Regions from separate parts of the Homo sapiens genome. Here region 1 is linked to region 2. The links are chromatin contacts, found by Hi-C in ENCODE. All regions are on one chromosome and are shown on one strand. The core of a region is the stretch at or near the end of the contact, and the rest is flanking DNA. Distances in the headings are between cores, read along the strand shown.

Region 1 (4,700 bases), core at 1,976-4,475, 700 kb after region 2:
AGGAGAAGGTCCCCCAGGTTCAGAAGAGCCTGGTAATCTCAAGCATATCACCTCCAGGCCTCACCTTCCCCATGCATCCATCCAGGGGCCTCTTCCTCTGTGTCACTCTGGGCTCCATCCTCTTGGTGCATTTGGAGTCAGACGAGACCTGGGTTCAAATCCTTGGCTGGAGGGATGCAAGATGCACGTGGAAGGAGAACCAATTCATCCTGTCCAGGCTCTTCTAGAGCAGCTGGTCTCCTGCCGACCTGTCTAGCTGACCCTAGCACCAGAGCAAGCTCAGCCAAGGTGGGCCAAGCCAGGCCCCGGTTGGCAGAAACACTCAACTGACTTGACACATGTGGGCAACAATAAGTGCTTGCTACATTTCGGTGTGGCTTGTCATGGAGCAATAGCTCACTGGTGTAACCAAGAGGCAGCAGAGCTGTGCGTGCGGTAAACAAACAGCAGTCCAGCTGCCAAGGAACATTTCATATACGAAGGCAGGAAGCCGTGACAGCACCTGCAGTTTACCAGCAGGGTAGTTATGAGGCCTGGTGCTGTGGGGGTCCTTCTACCACGAGAGAAGCCAGCCTGGGGACAGAGGACAGAGGAGACCCTATTCCCCACTTGTCCCCTCGTGTGCTCCCACATGGCACAGATATTTGATGCTCAGAGCTGTGCCAGGCATCTTACAAAGGTGAAGGAAAGGAAAACTGTATAAATGGGGATGCCAGCTCAGTGCCCTGATCTGATGAACCAGTGCTGGAAGCTTCTGTTCAGGGATAAAAATAAGCCCTTCTTATTTCAGCTACATTGGCAGGCTTTCTGTTGCCTGCTGCTGAAACTCCTATCTGATGCACAGTGGCTGCCTGGTCCCCACAACTCCCTGATTTCTGCAAGACCAGGCCAGACACCAAGAACCTCCCATTCTGTCTCCATGCCAGAGGTCTGTGCCTAGTTGGTGCACTTCTGAATGCAATTAAAAAGCTTGTTTGAGGCCAGGTGCGGTGGCTCGTGCCTGTAATCCCAGCACTTTGGGAGGCCGAAGCAGGTGGATCACTTGGTCAGGAGTTCAAGACCAGCCTGGCCAACATGGTGAAACCTCGTCTCTACTAAAAATACAAAAATTAGCCTGGCATGGTGGTGGGCACCTGTAATCCCAGCTACTTGGGAGGCTGAGGCAGAAGAATCACTTGAACCCGGGAGGTGAAGGCTGCAGTGAGCCGAGATCGCGCCACTGCATTCCAGCCTGAGTGACAGAGCAAGACTCAGTCTCAAAAAAAAAAAAAAAAATGTGTTTGGTGCTCAGCCCAAATGTGGGACAGTCTGTTTCTATTTTATTTTCTCTCAATTGATTCCTTGTGAAAAGTTCTTAACCTGCTCTTTTAAAATACTCTGTGTCACCTCTCCCAAACAGCACAATCCAACAAGGTGCTGACACTGTTCCAAATTGCTGTCCACTTAAGATTAAAGTCCAAAAAGAAAGGGAGAAAATAAATCACAAGACATGAAACTGGCCTCACCACTGCTGTCCCCTCTTTGGCTCCACACACACTCTCAGACTTTCTGTTTCTGATTGCAGGTGTGTAGCTGGAAGGTGAACTGAGATAGCATGAAAACAGGTGGCATGGGCTGCAGAAAGAGCACTGGGGCAGGAAACCTGGATCCTGCGCTGCTCGGATGCACTTGGCTGTGTGACCTTGGACTTGGCCATCCACTCTCTGGGCTTCGGTTTTCTCCTGTGTTCAGGGAATTCTCACTAAGTCCTCTTCCCATTCTGCTCCTCTGTGAGTTGAGTGAGGATCTTTCTCTTTAATTTCAGCCTCCATCTTGTAAACCAAGAAGTATCTGAGACAGGTCTCAATCGATTTAGAGATTTGTTGTGCCAAGGTTAAGGACATGTCTGGAAGTAAAAAGACACGAAATCACAGAAACAGTCGCTAGTCTGTGCCTTTCTCCAAAGATGATTTTGAGGGCTTTGATATTTAAAGTGGAAAAGTAGGCTGGAGAGGAGAAAGGCAGTGTATGGTCACATGACTGAATCCACATGTTGCAAAGGAAACGGAGTAGGTAGGGGATAGTCAATTACGTATTTGTCTCATGCTCAATAAATCAGCAGTTTACGTAAGATAAGGTGAACATACAGTAGCTACCTGTGGAGCTATTTAACCTTTTATCTGTAGCTATCTACTTAGGAGCAAAAGGAAAGTCAGCTTCTTGCATGACTCAGCTTTTGGCTTTTTTTTTTTTTTTTTTTTTTTGCCTTTTTGGCATAGTGAACTGGGTTCTGAAGTTTTAGTTTTCCTTTCAGAACCTGCAGCTGCAGCTGTGTCCCATGAGTGTGGTAAGGCTTAGGGTGTTTTTGGAGATGAGCAGACCCAAGTTTTAATTCCAACTATGATGCCCAAATGCTAAGTTAATGTTGGACAAGTATTTAACCAATCTGATCTTCAGTTTGTCATCTGTGAATGCGGAACAATAATAATAATAATACCTTCTTTTGATAATTAGAGATAATGCATATGAGATATAAGCACAGAGCAGATGTTCCATGGCTGGTAAATATTCTCCCTCTTCCTCTTTGTGTGGTTGTCTGCTTGCTGTGTGTCTATGGAAGTCAGATGAGCATTTGCCCAGAGGTTGGTAGATGGAGCCCACAAGCTCATAAGAATAAAATAACTAGAATGGAAACAGAAAATTAGATGTTCCATATGTTGTAACTCATTTTTGGCTGGAAATTATAGAGACCTTGGTTGGGAGTGTCATTAGATACTTGGAAAGGATGGGCGATGATTAGCACAGGTGGCTGGAGATGAACTCCCTGAACCGGCCCTGACATCTTGTTAGAGAGAGAAAAGCTCACATAGGTGTGAGCCTAGAATTTCAGTTAATATGCATTTATTCTGTATCTTGTCATCACAAAGTTGAGTTTCGCAGTCTGCTAAGAAGAGCAAAGAACTTCCCAATAATATTGAAAGGTAATAGTCCTAAGGACCTTGAAAAGCTACATTTGTTAAGGAGTTTACTGTAGAATAGCATGCTTGTTCAGTAAAAGTGAAAAACCACCTTTGTCACAGGTGGTTGATTTCACCGGACAGCGCTGGCGATCATTAACCCACCATGACCTCCCACATTCGCCTTCAGTCACCTCCACCTGTTTTTGCCGGATGCAAAGTATCTGTTTGATGCCAGATAAGTATTTGTTTTGCAAATAAGAATAATGTGGCCGGACGCGGTGGCTTACGCCTGTAATCCCAACGCTTTGGGAGGCCAAGGCAGATCACCTGAGGTCAACAGTTCGAGACCAGCCTGGCCTACATGGCAAAACCCTGTCTCTACTAAAAATACAAAAAAGTTAGCTGGAGATGGTGGTGCACACCTGTAATCCCAGCCACTTGGGAGGCTGAGACAGGAGAATCGCTTGAACCCAGGAGGCAGAAGTTGCAGTGAACCGAAATGGTGCTACTGCACTCCAGCCTGGGTGACAGAGTGAGACCACATCTAAAAAAAAAAAAAAAAAAAAAAAAGTTTAAGTTCTAGATCTACAGATGATCCTGGATCGCCCACATAGGCCCTAAATGTCATCACAAATGTCCTTATAAGAGGGACAGAGGGACATCTGACTGCAGAAAAGGAAAGGCAACGTGAAGACGAAAGCAGAGGGAGATCTGAGGATGCTACACTACTGGCTTGGAAGAGAAGCAAGGGGGACGAAGGGCCAAGGAATGCAGCTCTCCAAGCTAGAAAAGTTCAGGAAGCAGATTCTCCCCTAAAGCCTCAGGAGAGAGCACAGCCCTACCTTGGTTTCAGCCCAGTGAAACTCGTTCTGCACCTTTGACCTCCAGAACTACCAGACAATGTTTGAAGGCACTCAGTTTGTGGGATTTGTTACAGCAGCCCTAGGAAGCTGACATCCCTGTTAAGGCTCAGCGTTGTTCCCAGACAGGGGACTGAGAGCAGGATCCATCCAGCGCTGCTCAGATCTTGCTGTTACCTTCAGGAGGTCCCAGGGAAGAGTTTGGAAAAGGGGAGGCTTTGGGTGTGGAATAGTTAAGTGACTTGTCATACAACCACACCAGAGGACGCTGTGTGGGTGTTAAAAATGACATCCCACAGAGCTTGGATGATGCAGGGAAATGCTTAGGATATAATGCCAAACAAAAAGAACAAGGAGGGAGTATACGTAGTAGAATTGGGCTGTGCTAAAAAGGGGGGCAAGTCCGGTCTGAGAGCAAACAAAACAAAATATTGCAAAATGTACCCAAGGGCTATCTCTGGCTGGGGGGACTCTGGCGACGGCTGTTTACATTGTACTCTTCTGTGTAGGGTCTCCTTTAGGAGGGCTCAGGGCTGCAGAGCAGCAGCCGCTAAGTGAGCAAGTTATAGCCAGAAGATTTTCAAATGTCAGCAGATTGGGAGCTCTGAGATAACATCGGAGACCTCCCAGCTGCTGCTGGAACCCTCAGGGTTGGACCATGGGAGGGGAGGAGGGGGAAGGAGAGAGTGTTGGAAGAACTAAGGAGGCAAGTTACAGACAATAATCTGCCAGCAGACAGGTTTTCTAACCCACCTTGCCTGTGGCTGCGGCACTGTTCTCTTTTTGCTGAGGGAAGTGGGGGATACGAGATGTTCGCCTTTCCCATTATCTAGGTCTCTGAATTATTGGGAAACACACATCTAGGCAAACAGCAGGCTCATTTTAGCGAGCACTATTTCAC
Region 2 (4,644 bases), core at 1,077-3,576:
AGTTCTTTTTATTTTTTTAAGATAGAGTCTCACTCTGTTGCCCAGGCTGGAGTGCAGTGGCACAATCTCGGCTCACTGCAACCTCCGCCTCTCGGGTTCAAGCAATTCTCCTGCCTCAGCCTCCCAAGTAGCTGGGATTACAGGTGCACGCCATCACACCTGACTGATTTTTTATATATTTTTGGTAAAGACAGGGTTTCACCATGTTGGCCATGCTAGTCTTGAACTCCTGACCTCAAGTGATCCGCCCACCTCGGCCTCCCAAAAGTTCTGGGATTACAGGAGTGAGCCACTGTGCCCGGCTCCAAAGTTCTTATCAATGGCCTACGAGGCCCTACATGATGTGCTTCCTCTGCGCCCCGCCCGCCCCACCCCCCACCCCCAAACTGCCCAGCTTCTACTTTTTCCTTCACTCACTCTTGATGTTCCCTAAATTCATCAAGCATTCTCCCGTGACAGGGCGTTGCACTTGCTGTTCCCCTTGCATGGAAAACAACTCTTCCAGGTATACATGTGCCTCACTTCCCAGCTTTCTCCAAGTTTCTGCTAAAATGTAATCTTATTAAACAAGAGAATTTCTCTTACCATCTCATATAAAAATGGCAAGTCCCTTCTCTCTTCCCCATCTCCACTCCCTTTACATTGCTTTCGTTTTTCCAACAGCCCTTATCACCACAAAGCATATTATTCACTCATTTATTGTATGTCTCCTCCCTTCAATAAAATGTAAGTTCCAGGAAGGAAGAGATTTATCTGTTCACTGCTGTAATCCCAGTACCTAGAACAGTGCTTGGCACACAGAAGGCAATCAATAAATATTTACTGAATAAATGAACAAACTTCCACTTTATTGAGAGAAAGGGTCTTGCTCTGTGGTTCAGGCTGGAGTGCAGTGGCATGATCATAGCTCGTACGATCCTTTCTGATATTTGAAATTGCAGGCACTCTATGGATAGCGTCAATGCAATTATGCAGCCTCAAAGTCCTGGGCTCAAGCGATCCTTCCGCCTCAGCCTCCACAAGCAGGTACCACCATGCTTCCGTTTTAGAACATAAACTCCTTGAAGGTTCGGCCTGATTCTTGACACTGTTCACATGATCAACTGTGGTGACTTTCATTTAATGGACCTTAACAAATATTTCTGAATGAAGAGCAAGGGAATCTAAGTTACTGAGAATACTTGAGATGAGTCTACAAAGAATGAGGGAAATCAACAATCCAAGCAACTGCATACAAAGTACCCTGGTTCTAAAACGAAAAGGTGGTTGTGGAAAGGGGAACCAGATGTTTCTCCATCTACCAATATTTTGGGCTGTATTTCCAAGGCATTCATGAAAGTTGCCGAGACAGTAAACATTTCACTCCTTAAACTGGTCGTCTTAATTCACTGTGATTAAACAGCTGTATGTTTCAGGACTCTGTTCAGGTTCGTGCCCTACTCATATCATTTAATCTTCCCAACAAATCCATGCACATAAGATTTTAATCCGCTCACACTCGGCAAAGGAGGCAACGTGGGCTCGGGGAGGGCAGTGGCCGCTCAAAGTGGCTGGGCGGCTAATAGGTGTCAGTGCCGGGATTCTAACGAAGGACATCTGGCTTCTGGGCCATAGAACACCCGCACCCAGGCCTTTCGAGGTTGACTTAACTTAACAGCCGGCTCCGCCTCTGCAGGAGTTACCTCCCAAAAGGCAGAAATACGATTGCGCAGACTGCCAGAACAGCCCAAGTTCTTCACCCAGGTTCCGGCGGGGTCAGGAGCCTTTAGCATTTCTCAAGGAATGCAGTTTTGCCCACAGATGCTTCGAAAACCCAAGTTTCCTGATCGTTGCTATGACACACCCAGGATTAAGCGAGCGTATGCGAGAAGCGCTCTGCAAACCGCCAGGCAAACGGCAACGAAGAAGCTGCCTCAGAAACAATACCTGAATGAGGCGGGGGCCGAAGAACTTGCTGACAATGGGCACCGGTCAATGCTCGGGTGCGGGCGGGGATGCTCGAGAAGGGCTCCAGTCCTCCCAGCGGAGACGGCGGAGCCCCAAGTGTGCGTTTCCGGGGCGCCGAGGTCTGAGGGGAGCCGGGAGAGCCAGGCCGGCCAGACCGGCCCCCAGACCCCTCTTAACACGGGCGCGGGGCCCCTGCAGCCTGCCGCCCCTCTCGGCCCAGCCAGCTGCATGGCGTCGCGTCCCCATCCGGAAGGCCTGACGGCCCGCCGGCGCCCCGAGCCCCTAGCCCTTCTCGGGGGCCGCCCCTCGCCCGCAGCCACCCCGGCTGCCGCTCACCTGCGCGCCCGGCGTCCTCTTCTTCCTTCCTCCGGAGGCGACTGGAGCCGACCGGCGGTGCCGCCCCCTCCCTCCCCGCCTTCTTCCGCCCCGCCCCCTCGGAGCCGGAACTGCTCCAGCCCCCGCCCTTCTGCCCGCCTTCCGCGGCCCCAGTGTGGCGTCACTTCCGCCAGCGCCCGGCGGCGCGCCGGGAGTCTGGGTCTCGTGAACGCGCCAGGAGCGTCCCTACAGCCGGGAACGCGCCTCGCGGATGACAACAAATTCGTCGCGCGGCGGCAGTGGCGGTGGCTGCCTCAGCCCCTGCCGCCTCCTCTCGCGCTCTCTTGCACTCTCTCCGAGCCGGTTGGGACCCTCCTCGGAAGTCCCCTGGCCTGGGGCCAGGAGGACCCCTCTGCGTCTTGCCTCCGCCAGGCCCAGCGCGAGCGGTGCGGCGCCGGCGATGGGGTCTCCCTGAGGGACTCCCGGCACCAAATAGGGATGGAGGGGCCGCCCCAGGCTTAGGCCCCGCCGCGGCCTGGAGCCGGAGTCGCTACCCCGAGGCCGGAGCCGTCGCAACCCGCAGCCGCAGTCAGCCCAGCTGCCAGCAGTCACTATGCCTTGGCCGTTTTCGGAGTCCATCAAGAAGAGGGCCTGCCGGTACCTCCTGCAGAGGTACCTGGGCCACTTTCTGCAGGAGAAGCTGAGCCTGGAGCAGCTCAGCCTGGACCTGTACCAAGGCACCGGGTCCCTCGCCCAGGTCCCCTTGGACAAATGGGTAAGAGCTGCCGGCGGCGAGCCGGGCGGGGCTCGCTCCCCTCTTTAGGGCGCTTTGAACCAGTGCCATCCAAGATTGGTGACAGTCAGTCCCTCCTTGGGAATTGTTTGGACCCGAGTGTGACACGGCTCAGAGAAATGTGTTAGAGTGTTGTTTAATCTGTTTCTAACAAGTTTGCTCTCCTAAATCACGTGTTCCGGAAACTTTAACAGATGTAATGGAATCTACACTGTGGGAATAATTGAGTCAGTGCTTCGGGGGTCTGTGAAGCAGGCTCAATAGGTCCGTGGGAGGAGGTGACCAGAACTGTCCCTCGGGATGTGAGGGGCCGCAGGGTTTTGTGGCAAACAAACCCTGCCTTGTGGGATGACATTCTGGAAGGATTAAGGATGAAGAGGACCTTTGGATGTCAGAATCCCTAGTTATTTGTTTTGGGTTGGCTGCTTGCGCACCATGTTTGCCTTGTTTGTCATCGTGCAGCGTTTGCCATCTGGAAGAAAGTTAGGTGAAGGCCTCTTGTGCCGGTTTGCCTGCTTTTGCTTGATTATATGTTTACAAGATAGGTTTGTGTATCCAGCCTGTGAATGGTCGTCTGGCCCTAGTAGTGCTGTTGAGTTATGCCTCTTTGCTCCACGTGACAGATCGTAAAAGCAGGTGTTGCAAAAGCGCTGAAGTTGCAATTTTCAGACATTTTAAAACCTGCCTTCTACTTGTCATCTAGAGGCTGTGAATTCACTCATTGCTATACAGGTGCTTCATCTGAATTTCGACTCACCACATGCAGTCGTACCTGCATTTGTGTGTTCAATGCATAGCATTTTACTTAAAGTATATTCACTTTTGGGTTTGACAGGAATAGAGTGACTTCTACCCTTTGCCCAACCCTTACTTCCTTAGCCACAGAAAATCTTAAATTATGGAAATACCTTATTATGACCCTTAAGCGAATTTGTGCTAGAGACTATAAATCAGTATATAATTTTATCAGTATGTACCTGACATAAACTAGGGAGAGGACACAAGATAGTGGAAAGAGCCCTGGTTTGAGAGCAGTAAGACCCAGTCGCTCACCAGGAGGTGAGAGTCCTACCCCTGGAGAGACTCTCCAGACCGCCACAATTAGCCGAGTGATAATGGACTTAGCAATTCACCTGAGTTCAGTAAACACTAATGGAGCACACACTTCATCTCTGTGTCGTCCGTCTTATGGTATTGTATTCCTGTAATTCTTCCAAAAGATAGGGATTCTGAAGGATATTTTTGAATTCAACAACCCATGATTCTATACTTTTGATACAGTTATGAATAGGTTATCTTGAAAAAAGAGGGTTCAGGATTTATTAATGCCTTTTGTGGGTGGAAGGGCTTTGTATGCATTATCCTTTAATGACTTTAACCCTATAAGGTGGGCATTAATATTTCCATTTTACAGATGGAGTTAAGCAGTTTGCCCCATCACACATCTAGCAAGTATTACATCACATGGCCTAAGATCAAAAGAAAGGCAGTTAATGTTTATTGAGTATGTATTTATGTCAGGCATTGTACTAGGCACTTTCATTTGTGAGGTTTTATTTAGTCCTTATGGGAAATCAGAGGTAGTGATA

Evidence for each region. A loop is a pair of places that touch in the nucleus more often than their neighbours do. Pooled maps may share reads with other maps.
Region 1: a loop to region 2 is called in a pooled map, with 6 times the contacts of the local background. The contact joins the enhancer-like site here to the promoter of GSKIP in region 2. A Hi-C loop is called at or near these places in 2 of 37 single-sample maps with no recorded cell type and 4 of 50 pooled maps.

The regions. Positions count from the first base shown.
Region 1 is chr14:95,660,441-95,665,140 of GRCh38, reverse strand. TCL6 (T cell leukemia/lymphoma 6) reads right to left here. Exons shown (of 8, transcript NR_028288.2): 4 at 2,477-2,661. LOC124903372 reads right to left here and starts at 328. Exons shown (of 2, transcript XM_047432042.1): 1 at 65-328. The coding sequence starts at 118. RefSeq lists an enhancer at 1,791-1,870. Within about 2 kb of position 3,225, at least 6 of the 41 ENCODE cell types and tissues checked have a DNase peak (open chromatin) inside an H3K27ac peak, as active enhancers do.
Region 2 is chr14:96,361,208-96,365,851 of GRCh38, reverse strand. It overlaps GSKIP (GSK3B interacting protein), which reads right to left and starts at 2,326. Exons shown (of 4, transcript NM_016472.5): 1 at 2,284-2,326. ATG2B (autophagy related 2B) reads left to right here and starts at 2,511. Exons shown (of 42, transcript NM_018036.7): 1 at 2,511-3,037. The coding sequence starts at 2,876. RefSeq lists a silencer at 2,054-2,403 and enhancers at 1,605-2,425, 2,346-2,640, 3,882-3,951.